Linked DNA regions of Homo sapiens: region 1 is linked to region 2. Evidence: read pairs that join two places in POLR2A ChIA-PET (ENCODE). Cell type or tissue: MCF 10A. All regions are shown on one strand.

The links. Peaks named below come from ENCODE experiments on the same cell type or tissue, not always from the same donor. Only the 100,000 strongest peaks of a DNase experiment are listed, where the experiment ranks them.
Region 1: POLR2A ChIA-PET joins it to region 2 with 6 read pairs; 1 of 35 experiments calls an interaction of 5 or more read pairs at or near these places.

The regions. Positions count from the first base shown.
Region 1 is chr6:125,123,046-125,125,545 of GRCh38, forward strand. LOC124901394 (a long non-coding RNA gene) reads right to left here and starts at 1,006. Exons shown (of 2, transcript XR_007059735.1): 1 at 840-1,006. RefSeq lists an enhancer at 584-1,783. In MCF 10A, no CTCF peak of the experiment used is centred here; DNase peaks (open chromatin) are centred at 626 and 1,276.
Region 2 is chr6:125,273,070-125,275,569 of GRCh38, forward strand. It overlaps HDDC2 (HD domain containing 2), which reads right to left. Exons shown (of 6, transcript NM_016063.3): 6 at 2,281-2,500. LOC124901395 (a long non-coding RNA gene) reads left to right here. Exons shown (of 2, transcript XR_007059736.1): 2 at 1-2,500. Among named protein-coding and RNA genes, the nearest start is that of HDDC2, 28 kb to the right of the region's middle. In MCF 10A, no CTCF peak of the experiment used is centred here; a DNase peak (open chromatin) is centred at 1,152.

The sequences.
Region 1 (2,500 bases), 150 kb before region 2:
AAGTGCTTAAATATTTTGAAAGAAAACTAAAAGCTATAATTCCTTTTAGTTTACGTGACTTTAATCATCTTTAGGAAATAAGAACAGCTTTAAAGATCATTGGTAAAACATAGACATTTGGTCCAAATTAGGCAGGTCAGATATTAGGTTTACTAAATGCTTTAAGGTTGTAAACTGCTTTCACTTTTGAAAATTGTTCAACTTGCCTGCTTTACAGCTAGGTAAGGCCTGGGGATGTGTGGGGTTAGCCATGCCCCCTAGCTATGCTGGAAGGAGTCAGACCTTATCTGCACTTCCGTCTGATGTCCTAGGCTCAATCCTAATACATAATTAAAATTGCTTACTGACCAGGTTTTTCACCAAAAGTTGCTAAGAGTTAACAGTATAACTTGTACTCGAGACTTCTAAAAAAATAGTTTTACATGCCAGGTGTGTGAAGAAAGTGAAATGTGCCTTTAGTAAAAGATTATAAGAAGACATGGGAATGTACATTTTTGCCTAGTTTAGAGGGTTAAAGGATTGTTTTAAATTAAATAGGATAGGAGAGAGATCATCATGGCAGATGGGAGGCAGGACTAGATTGCAGCTCCAGACCGAGCAGCTTGCGAAAGCTCGCATTGTAAATGTTGGCTCCGGATTGACTGCAAGAACAAACCAGCAATCCCGAGAGGACCCGCAGACCCTCTGAAGGAAGTGGACTGCTCCTACAGGACCCAAGAGACATCCCAAATACCGTGAGGGACCCAACTACAGAAGTGGAAAAGTGAGACCCTCCTCTCCTGAACACACACCCCCACTGGAGAAGCTGAAGGTCTGTTTGCAGAAGTTTCTGACCTTACCTGGAGCTGAGCCAATTTAGAAAGCCAAGTGAAATAAAGGGGTAGAGGAAGCAGCAGAAAGGCCCTGGGAGCTCGCTGGGTCCCCTGGCAGGCCATTCCTGCCTGGCACCACAGGGACCCATCAGGTGGGTGACCAGAGGATCAGGGGGTAAAACTACACAGGAAGAAGGAACTCTCTGGCTGAACTTTGTAACAATTTGAATGCGGAGAGAAGCTTCCTTGCCAGAACTTGGGGGAGGGTGCAAATCTGGTGTGCAGACTCCACAAGTTGCGGGGAGAACCAAGCCCTTTTCTCTCACAGCTGGGAGGTGGGTAGCCCGGGGCAAGTATTCAACCCCATTGTGCCCTCTGCCTGGAAACAGACTCTTGGCTGTCTGCGGAGGGAGCACAGTGGGAGTGAGACTGCCCTTCATTTTGCATGGGAGCTGGGTGAGGCCTGTGGCTGCCAGCTTTCCCCCACTTCCCGACAACCTGCATGACTCAGCAGAGCCAGCCATAATCCTGCTAGGTACACAGCTCCAGTGACCAGGGAGAGTCATCCTCATCCCCCACAGCAGCCACAACAAGACCCGCCCAAGGAGAGTCTGAGCTCAGACATGTATAGCTCTGCCCCCACCTGATGGTCCTTCCCTATACACCCTGGTAGCAGAAGACAAAGGGCATATACTCATGGGAGTTCTAGGGCCCTGCCCACTGCTGGTCCCTCTCTATACTTCTACAGCTGATGCTTTCTGGATAGCACCACCTCCTGGGAGGAGACCAACCAACACAAAAATAGAGTATTAAAACACCAAAGCTAAGAACCCTCACGGAGTCCATTGCACACTGCCTCCCACCCCCTCACCATTGTCTCCACCAGAACAGGCAGTGGTATCCATGGCTAAGAGACGGTTCACATCACAGGACTCTGTGCAGACATCCTCCAGTACTAGCCCAGAGCCGGATAGACTCACTGGGTGGTTAGACGCAGAAGAGAGACAATAATCACTGAAGTTAAGCTCACAGGAAGCCATATCCATAGGAAAAGGAGGAGAGTACTACATCAAGGGAACACCCCATGGGACAAAAGAATCTGAACGACAGCCTTCAGCCCTAGACCTTCCCTCTGACAGAGCCTACCCAAATGAGAAGGAACCAGAAAACCAACGCTGGTACTATGACAAAACAAATCTCTTCAACACTCCCAAAAAATCATCATACTAGTTCACCGGCAATGGATCCAAACAAAGAAGAAATCCATGATTTACTTGAAAAAGAATTCAGTAGGTTAGTTATTGAGCTAATCAGGGAGGGACCAGAGAAAGGCAAAGCCCAATGCGAGGAAATCCAAAAAAAAGATACAAAAGTAAAGGGAGAAATATTCAAGGAAGTAGATAGCTTAAAGAAAAAACAATTAAACATTCAGGAAAATTTGGAAACACTTTTAGAAGTGCTAAATGCTCTGGAAAGTCTCAGCAATAGAATTGAACAAGTAGAAGAAAGAAATTCAGAACGCGAAGACAAGGTCTTTGAATTAACCCAATCCAACAAAGACAAAGCACAAAGAATAAGAAAATATGAACCAAGTCTCCAAGAAGTCTGGGATTATGTTAAACTACCAAAATTAAGAATAATCAGTTTTCCTAACGAAGAAGAGAATTCCAAAAGCTTGGAAAACATAT
Region 2 (2,500 bases):
AGATGACTTGCCTTGGCATATACATTCAGTGTCTACAGAGAACTGGACATGGCTGGAGACTTGGGGTCCCGTGGTTGACATCTGGAATGCAACGCAGCAAGCTTTGGACAAAGGACGCTGCAAGATCCATGGTGCTCCCATCATGTGGCTGGCCCATAGCATTTATGATGGCTGGGGCTGGCTAGCGGGGGAACATGTAGTACCCCCAGCCCAGGTGTCGCAGAGCATAGAGCAACACTGGGGTAACACCACTGTGGGATAGGTACCCATCACAGCCTGTGTAAACATAACACATGTCACCATACTGAAGGTATGCTGGAACAAGCAGCCCCCAAGTTTGGGCCCCAAGGGACTTTGTGCCCCCTGGGAGTTTATGGGTCTGTGGGCACACAGGGTGGCCTTACCTACCAGTGAACTGGACGGAATGTTGGAACTGGGGGTGGCCACTGTTCTCTCCACATTGCCCAGACACTGCATAACTGGAAGGCGCTACACTCTCATTTTTTGTGAGTGCGACGAGCTCCCCAGTGGTTCTACCCCTTGACAGTGACTATCCCTGCGGCGGGTGTCACAACTGTAGAAGCACAAGTTACTGCTCTTGCAGAGCACACCACTCGGGCTCTGAATTACACCCAAGTGGCCCTCCTCCTGTTAATGGATGAGGCTGGTCAGATGAGAAAGGTGGTATTGCAAAACTGAATGGCCTTAGACATAGTAACCTGCTGCACAAGGAGGCACCTGTGCCCTTTTAGGAACACAATGTTGTACCTTTATCCCTGACAATTGGCAGAACATAACAGCAGCCCTGCAAGAGGTCTCATGGGAGATTAAGGTGGTGGAGAGCCTTACTGACAACCCCCTGCAGAGATGGTGGGCATCTCTGGGCTGTGGCCTACGCTGGGCCCTTACAGTCCTAAGTAGCATAGCTGGGATCCTGGTAATGAGCTGTTGCTCTCTGTAGTGTTGTGGGTTATGGATTCAGGGCTCCACCCTATGGGCACGTATCCCTACCTGAAAGACTCCTCTCAGCCTAGGGGATGGAGTGTAAGGGAAATGGCTGCATTTTAGTCAGGAGTAGGCTGAGGCAGCCTTCTGGCACAGCATGACTCAGTGGGTTTGGAACGCAGGCACACAACTCTACACATTATGTAACCATGCCACGTGAGGCACATTAGGTGACCATTCACATGAGCCTGTGCTTGGCTGGGATCCATTATTGTCTCTAAAAGGTTTAACTACCCTGCTGATGCTGTACATATGGCTCGCGCCTAGAGAGAGAATAACGCCATGTCAAAACTGCCTACGATTCCTCAAGTTTTTCCAGCTACCTGCCACCAGCCCACCAACTCCCTTTGGACCTCAGTTTGGGCTAGAATCTGACAAACAGTAACAAATAATTCTTTTTTCTTGAGTTCAAACCATGAATAATTATTTACTCTGCATTGTAATTATAGGGTTGTCATTCAGAAGACAAAGTCTAGGCAAATGGCAGGTATCTTCTAAGGACTAACATTTTTAAGTAATAATGCTCATTTATAGACATTGCTGGTAGGCTCAGGAGCTGTTATTTTGTTGATCTTCATTTTGTTATTTTCTTATCATCAAATGTTTTATTTATAACACTATTATATTTTTTTCTTTCTTTCTTTAAAAGATGTATTTCCTCAGGAAGGAAGGTTTAGGACTAACTGAAAACTCCCATTTCGTAGGTAGATGATGAACTGAGATAATGGTTAAGTGACTAGTTATAAAGTCTAACCCAGTAGAAGTTTCCAAAGTCTCTCTGTGAATTGTTTTGTTAGCTATTTATGAAAATTATGGTAGACAAAACATTGAAAATAAAACTGCAGGGCCACAGAACACCTTCTGGTTATAAATACTTGAACTTTATCTGGGGTTATTTTGTGTGTATGTTTTCATGCCAAGGGAAAAACTCCACAATCCTAATAGATGGAGTTGTTTTCCTACTAACCATATATCCAGTAATGGACTTTACCCTCTTTCTTCTTTTTGATACAGAGCAATTACACATACATATGTGTGTTGCTTCTGAAAAGATCATGCACCTTGCTTCCTGCAGATTGGGTATCCATGGATACCGCAAAGAGTTTCCAAAGAAACACTGCCTAGAATTTTCACCATGCCAGCCTCGAAGGCCTTCAAATGGAAAGTGACATTTGAATTAAAGGGACAAGCATCATTGCTCCACACCAAAACACTGGGCAGGTTTGCAGAAATCGTATTCTTTTTTGCACTATTCAATGTAAAGGCAGACAGGGTGGATTATTTATCCTATAAAAGGGAAAAGAGAGGAAGAAATCGGGTTGATATATTCCCTACCTGAGGCTCAATGACCCCAGTTCCTATTTATATTTCTCACCTGATGATACATGCTTTTACAATAAAGGTCTCAAGATTTATAAGTCAGACAGGGAAAAATATACAAAGGAATACAAGTTGCATTTTTATATGCCCCGGTTTATATCTCTAAATGACAAAA